Regions from separate parts of the Homo sapiens genome. Here region 2 is linked to region 1. Evidence: chromatin contacts called from ENCODE Hi-C data. All regions are on one chromosome and are shown on one strand. The core of a region is the stretch at or near the end of the contact, and the rest is flanking DNA. Distances in the headings are between cores, read along the strand shown.

Region 1 (3,944 bases), core at 12-2,511:
GGGGAAGACACTTAACTTTTCTTTGTCTCAATTTGACCACGCAAAAAGGTAGTAGTAATCATACTTTCTTCAAGCAATGACAACATCTATCCACAAGTAAGCTGGATTGCAAACTGGCTGCTTTATTTCTCCCGGTCATCATCATAGGGTGTTAGAGATGGTTAAAATGAATGAAGCAACAGTGCCATAGTATCTACATTTCATGCCTATAAAAATCACAAGATGCTAGTAATGAAAGGGTTCATGAAGAGTCACCTGCCTCAGTCGTCTGATTTCAGGAAAAGTTATACTTGCACATTTCTAGGAAGAAGAAAAAAAATACATGTTTATGATTTTCATGGCATAGTATTCTATGATAACTCTTGGTAATGTTTTACCACCTTGATTCCATTCTTAGGAATCTCAGAAATGTCTTAAACTCAACTAGTCTTTCATGTTATTGCTTATATGAAATAACATGAAAACTCACATCCCATTTTTATATCTTTATTAATTTTTTAAAAAGGAAAAATATAGCTGGTCACTCTATTTTTAAATATCTTCATATATGGTACTTGAAAATGTTATTGTCATAAATTCCTCCACCAATCATTTGTTCTCCATACGCTAAACTCTTGATCCACTAAATTTTCTTTACAAGTTGCATTTTTTTAACACTTTGAATATATATATTTTAACTCTTCAAAATTTCTGAACAATCTCTTTCAGGGCAGCAGAAATCTGAGCTCTACCCATTTTTTCAGTAACAACTAAAAACTCCAGAAATGTCTTCAGAAGACGAAAGGAAGCATGTATCTGGAGAAAAGGTTATTCCAGGATTCTGAGGGAGTCCCAACACTTTCCAGACCATCTGGCTGAAATCTAATTGCTAATGAAATGAACAGATTTTTTTTTTATCCACAAGTATAGCCTGAAGGGGAATTAAGCCAGGATTTTCGAGAATGCCTGGCACAAAAGAGCTGTTGTCAAAGAAAGCTAAAAAGGATAGTGATAATGATAGTACATTAAACCATACAAAATATATATTTTCATTTGCTTTTGGAGAAGAGAGTTAGGGCTGCTTGTATAATGAATTATTATTACCCACTAAGTCAGCTGCACTAATTAGAATCAATTTAATTTCTCAAATCTATTATAAAAAATGAATACTAGCCAGGACTCAGATTTTTTTTTTCCTGAAAAAAACTGATACTGTAGCTTTAATTGTGCATGGAACTGAAAAGGTTGTCATGGAGATGGGAATCTGTGATAGGCCTGCTCCACTTCGCTGGCCTTGTTCTGAGCCTGAAGTGGAAGGTTCTATTGTTAGAGTAGGTTTTCAATTTCTTGCAATAAAACCTGTGTTTAGATTTTTTTCAGTGCAGTTTTGTTCCTGCTGCTATCTTTTGTTTCATGAAAACAGTGAGAGTGCTTATAATGACAATAATGAGACCATTTTAGAATATTCTATTTGTGATTGTTGGGGAGCACACAAAATGGTGTCCAACAAACTCTGATAGTCACTGCAGGCTCCTGCAATAGTTTGGAAACGTTTGCCACCTAGTGGCGGCAATTGAGAAATGCTGAGAGATAGTAAACATTGTTACCTTTTGGCTAGTAGGAAGCAGAAAGAAGAGTATAACTACCTCTATAAAGAGATTCTTCATTTCTTTTTTTCCTTAAGATATAGAACAATTCCGATTTCCCATCCTTATTTCGTTATTTAAAAAATAATATTTTAATGGTATTTGCTTATTTCATTTAAATATTGAAATTACGGACATAACATTGTTTATATCTTTCTATTATATTTTAACAATTATAAAATCTAAAGTAATATCCTGGCTTTTATTTCTGACTTTTTTGACTTCTCTTTTTTTCTTGACCTTGGGGTTTATAAATTGTGTTTTATTTTTGAAGGACCAACTTTTGGTCTTCTTTATTAATTTTATGTTTGTTTTCTCTTCATTGGGCTTCTGCCTGTGTCATCTTTTTCTTCAACTTTCGTTGGATTAATTTGCTTTTCTCATTGCTTCTTCAGATAGATATGTAGAGTGTTGATATTCAATATTCTTTTCTAACATATGCACATAAGCCTGCACATTTTACCTAAGCATAACTTTAGTTATGTATTTTGATATGTCAACCATGTTATCATTTATTTCCAAACATTTATTTCCAAACATTTTCTAATTTTCATTGTGATTACTTGTTTTCGCAACCGTGTTTTAACACCTATATACATGATAGCAATTATTAAGGTTTTTTTCTGTTTATCTTTTTGTTACTGCTTTCTAGTTTAATTCTACTTTCTGCAGAGAATAGAACCTCCTCTGAGATTTAAAATAAACAGATCCATCAAACAAATTATTATTTAATAGACTTCTGGCCACTATTTACACCTGGTGCTTCTCTTCATGCTGTTGCTTGGAATACCTTTAAGGATCAGCTAACATGTCAATTACCCAATAAAATATTGGCCAATTCCTTCTTTTGATATTTCCTTAATCACAATTAATTTCTCCTTCTATTGTGCTCCCACAGCCTTTTGTTCTTACTGCTATTACAATACCGCTTCCATTGCATTATATCTAGAGGTAAGCGTGTGTGTGCGTTTAGCCATCTTTTGCCAGATTAAGAATTTCCTTGAGAGAAAAATGCTTTATTACTTTTTTATTCCTCTGTACCTACATTACTAGCAGGGGTGTGGTAGGCTTCCCATAAATATTTACAAAATTAATGAATTGTCTGCCTTTTACTTTTCAGCCCCTCCTGAACCATTCTGCTTCCCGTTACCTTTATTCTTTTTATTCCTCCTCATTAGGATGGTGTCCCCTGCTACAGGGCCTTTGCAAATGGTTTCGTCTGCCTGGAATAACATTCTTTCCTTCCCTTTTTCACCTGGTTAACACGGACTCATCCTCTGGTTCTCAGTTCAGATATCTCCCTTTGAAGGAAGTTTTAACCCAGTCCCTGACCAGGAAATTCTCCTTATTATACACTTTCATTGTATAATATTGTTATTCTTAGTGTTCATAACATTTTTAAATTTTTCCACAAAAATAATTATAAAAGAGAAGTTATAAAATCAATCTGAAAAAAATTTAACCTTATTTAAAAAAAAACACAGACCAAAACTATTTGAAGGGAAAAATCCTCATTTGAATACTTGAGTTATTGCAAAAATAATCTCCCCTTAGCCTATATATACATTGAAAACACTCCGTTATGTCTCTTGGTGGAATTTTCACAGTCTGTCTTCAGTCAGTAAATGCACAAACAACCCTGAGCACATGTGTGGGTCATTATAGTGAAGAAAACACAGGCTTCAGATTCAGATCTGGTTTCCAATAGTATGGCTATTTCAAACCGTGAGATCTTGATCTTAGAATTTCGATTTCTTCATCTGTTAAATGGGTTTAACAAAAATCGTTTTATAGGACAGTTGGAAATATTAGCACACCCTTATTTTTTTTAAATCATCCTTGTTAATTCTTGCTAACCAAAATGTGCTAGGAAAGCAAAAATAAATAAGATATCGTCCTGGAACTCAAGTAGACTCGTGACGGAGTTCAATACATAAATCAATGATTATTACGATGAGAGATAACCCTGAGAGGTATGGATAATCCAGGACCGTGGACAGGTGGGCAGTGTGGTTAAGCAGGGATGGGTCCCCCAGTGCTGTCAGTGGGGGTAGGAATAAGCAGATGGTGTTGCCAATCTTCTCTTATATTAGAGGCATATTGGCTAATACATGTTCTAGCACACTGGTGGGGCAAAACCTTGTATCTTTCCAGACACTGGGCGCACGATTTAGGGCATATCTTTTAATCTCTATGTGCCTCAGTTTTGTCCTCTGTGATGATAGTAGTAGCTAAAACTTACAAAGCACTTACTAGGTGCCCGACACTCTTCTAATTGCTTTATGTATCTTAATTCCCTTAATCCTTACAACAACCGCA
Region 2 (4,207 bases), core at 1,162-3,661, 310 kb after region 1:
ATTTAGTCTGAGCCAAATATGAGTGACCAATGGCCCACAACACAGCTCTCAGGAAATCCTGAGAACATGTGCCTAAGGTAATCAGGCCACAACTTGGTTTTATACATGTTAGGGAGACATAAGACATCAATCATTGCATGTAAGATGTACATTGGTTTGGTCCAAAAAGGTGGGACAACTGGAAGTGGGGGCTTCCAGGTCATGGGTAGATTCAGTGATTTTCTGACTGGCAATTGGCTGAGAGTTAAGTTATTGTCTAAAGACTTAAAATCAGTAGAAAGGAATGTCTAGGTTAAGATAAGGGGTTGTAGAGAACAAGGTTCTAACATGCAGGTGAACACTCCAGGTTGCAGGCTTCAGAGAATAGATTGTAAACGTTTCTTATCAGACTTAAAGAGTCTGTTTTATCAGTCTTAAGGTCTGTGTTGATGCTAATGCCAGTCAGCTGGGCCTGAATTCCAAAAGGGAGGTGGGCATAATGAGGCATGTCCAACTCCGCCTTTCCATCATGGCCTGAGCTAGATTTTCAGGCTAAATTTGGAATGCTCTAGGCCAAGAGAAAGGGTCCATACAGATGTTCAGAGGGGATCAGCATTTTATTTTTGATTTATAAGAGTAACTTTACAATGCAGAAACATGACAAATACTACCTCAACCAGATGATCAAAAATAATATTAATAGCCATAAATCATGTTTATAGTATGTACCCTTCATGTGAAGCACTGAGAATGGCACTTTACCTCTGTAGTCTTCTCAAAACCATAAACCCAATCTAATCATGAGAAAAATATCAATCACATCTCCATTAAGAGACATTCTACAAAATACCTGGTTAGTACCCCTCAAAGTGGTCCAGATCATCAAAAACAATGAAAGCCTGGAACACTGTCATGGCCAAGAAGAGTAAGAAATAAGACAAGCAAACGTAATATGGTATCCTAGATAGGATCCTGGAGCAGAACAAGGACATTAGGTAAAAACTAAGGAAATCAGAAATAAGTATGGACTTTAATTAATAATGTATCACTGAGTTCATTAACTATGAAACACTTGCCAGGTTAATGTAGAATATCCAAAATAAGGTAAACTGGGTTTACTAGGGTATATGGGAATTCTCTTATATCACATTCACAAATTTTTGTATGAATTTTGTGAACCTATTCTAAAATAAAGTTTACTTAAAAATAATGCTTATTATATTAAAATTTTTAAAAACTGTTTTTAAAGATTAGTCAGTGCATCTTCTTCTTGCTGAACTGCCTGAATGTCACAGAAGACTTCCTTTACTATCCAGACTTCAACATCATCTATTGTTTGTTATCAGTTACTCATAAAAATGCCTAAAATCTACTTGGCAGCCTCTCTATGAATATTCATTTACATATTAAGAACTAGACATTGTTGGCCGGGCGCAGTAGCTCACGCCTGTAATCCCAGCACTTTGGGATGCCGAGATGGGAAGATCACGAGGTCAGGAGTTCAAGATCATCCTGGCTAACACGGTGAAACCCCGTCTCTACTAAAAATACAAAAAATTAGCCAGGCGTGGTGGCGGGCGCCTGTAGTCCCAGCTACTGGGGAGGCTGAGGCAGCAGAATGGCGTGAACCCGAGAGGCGGAGCTTACAGTGAGCCGAGTGCACCACTGCACTCCAGCCTGGGCGACAGAGAGAGACTCAGTCTCAAATAAATAAATAAATAAATAAAATTAAAAACTAGACATTGTTGAGAGAGTTGATGAAAAATTAAGAATAATAAAGGGAAACAAGGCTCATGTCTCCCTTAAAGGAACAGGGCTTGCTGCCAGGCTGCAATTCATTTCTAGCACAGCCCTAAATAGGATGCTATTTGTGTGATTTCCATCTCCCTACACTGAAAACAATGGATGAGTTAATTAACCCTCTACACACCCTGAAAACTTGTTCTTTCAAGCATGGATTTTTGACTTCCGACAGGTTTGGAGTGAGACAAATTTGAGTACAGGGCCCTTCCCGTCCCAGGGCAGCCAATTCTCAGTCCTATTTGTTTTTCAACATGAAAGGCTTATTCCAAGATCTACCAAGTATCCTGGGAAATTGGTCTGGGAACCTGCTTAGCTCTACTATTCCTGCCTTATACATAAGTCAAGAAGCTCCAAAGGGTAGCATTTTGATAAATCATTCTTAGTTCATTTTGCCACAACTCTATGTCCCAAGCCCTCGTGGTTTTGTTTTTATTTCTGATTTTATGGCAGACATTGTTAATCTATCACTGAATCCATTCTCACTGAGTAGGCCAGATAGGCAGACAGGCTCATTTCCTGTTTTCATGTGGTTTAGAGAAAAGATCAAAAGCCCTTTACTCAAACTGTAGCTTACCTAACTTCCAGCCAATCAGCAACAAAAAACCCAAGAAGCTATTAACCACAAGTTCCTGCTTTAGGGGGATAGGGACTTCCCTTCGGCTCCACATGTGCAGGTAGCCTTAAACTTTAACTTATAATTGCCCCTCCCCCTCATTTTAATACTAAAAGTCACACAGCCAGTAGTGGAGATTTAAAACGGTAATATTACATGTGGTGTATGAAGAAACATGTAGAGCCATTGCACAAGTGCTAGAAAAAACCCTCCTATACATGCCCTGATGAAATCCTTCCCTATAGAAAGTCCGCATAAAACAAATCCACATACTACCCTCCAGGAGCAGCCTGCCCTTTTCCTTTTGTGGTGCCGACTTCCTTGTGCACAAGCTAAAATAATGCTTTCTCTTTCTCTATGCTGCTATATCTAGTGATCTCTCTTGATTTCTATTGTCATCTTTCTTGAGACATTACAAGAACAAAGGGCACTGATAACACCTGTATGCAGCTTCAGAATCAGGCTTAACTCAGCAACTCAGTGGATAGGGAAGGCACGATTGGCTCAGGCTGGAATCAGGTGGACCTATCTTCCTTATCAGCAGATGAGCAATTATATGAGAAGTCATGATTTACTCTAATGACATTATGTCTTCTCTGGAAGGAAAAAAATTAATCCTAGAGACAGAGCGCCTCAAAGCCAGGATATCGTAAGTGTATTGACAGCTGAACTCAGACAAAATTATGGACGAGACTAAATTAAGTTTCAAGTCTCCTCCCACATGCCCACCTCTTAGTTTCTCCATAATTAAGCCTGCTTGGAGTGATTACCATACTTCATTCCCTTCCAAAATATATTTTTTCTTCTATTTCCTCCACCACAAAACTTAGTAATTTATAGACTCATTGCTTTAAAAATAACCTTTCGGCCTTAGCACACCTTAGACATTTAAGAAAATGCTGGCTTATCTGATAAGTGGGGAAAAAAGTGTCAAGAAAAAAATGCTCATTAGATGCAAGGAGTGCTTCCAATTAGGTAGTTAAATATGCTGAATCCTGTAAATCTTTGTATAGCAACACATGGCAGATTATAACTGCTGGGATGACCCTTACATATAGTGAATATGAAATAGTCAAACAGTAAAGTCCTAGCTAGGTGGCTGGGTGGCACTCCGTTTTAAGTAATTTTTAAAACCAACCACAATATCCCCACTGGGAAATTTGCTACACAGAAAGTGGCCACTGTTTACAGCCATTGGTCACTCTCCAACCCAACAACTCATTTATTCTTCATAACTCTTATCAATATGCAGAAATATTTACTTGTATTATTATTATTTATTACATATGTTCCCTTACTAGAATTTAAGCTTCAAGAAAAAAAGAACCTTGACCATGACTAGATCCTTAGGAACTAAATAAATATTTGTTGAAAGAATAAATGAATCTAAAACCCAAGCCTTTGACAGTACCCCATAATTAAAGCCAGAGATAATTATAGAATCCCATTCTTCTTAGCTACTGAGAAAATTTTAGAAGATACTTTATCAATGTATATGTATAATACATATATTATATACAAATATATGCACATTTTACATAAAGACCAGAAAATATGATGGTATAACTTAATGTTGAAGAGAAAGAAAGGGGCAAAGGGAAAGGCGGCTTTTTAGACACTAAGTAAAATTTGGCCACTTGGTAATTTTCCCTTAGGTAGGACCTCATCAGAAAGCCTACTTAATTTAATGCAGTTGAGATTTTTCCAGGTGTCAGCCTTCATGCTGATGATATTTCTCAAAACTTCTTATTATATCTTTCAAAATAAGCAATTCCAACTTCTTTACTCATCCTTTAGGAGTCCTGTTGTTTC

What was found. Hi-C counts contacts between places; a loop is a spot of excess contacts on that map. Pooled maps may share reads with other maps.
Region 2: a pooled map shows a loop between it and region 1 (4-fold over the local background). The contact joins two enhancer-like sites. A Hi-C loop is called at or near these places in 2 of 168 maps with a recorded cell type or tissue (MCF 10A and PC-3) and 5 of 50 pooled maps.

What each region holds. Positions count from the first base shown.
Region 1 is chr1:99,178,054-99,181,997 of GRCh38, reverse strand. No RefSeq gene overlaps it. Among named protein-coding and RNA genes, the nearest start is that of PLPPR4, 84 kb to the left of the region's middle. Within about 2 kb of position 1,261, at least 3 of the 41 ENCODE cell types and tissues checked have a DNase peak (open chromatin) inside an H3K27ac peak, as active enhancers do.
Region 2 is chr1:98,869,860-98,874,066 of GRCh38, reverse strand. No RefSeq gene overlaps it. Among named protein-coding and RNA genes, the nearest start is that of PLPPR5-AS1, 130 kb to the left of the region's middle. RefSeq lists an enhancer at 2,375-2,494. Within about 2 kb of position 2,411, at least 7 of the 41 ENCODE cell types and tissues checked have a DNase peak (open chromatin) inside an H3K27ac peak, as active enhancers do.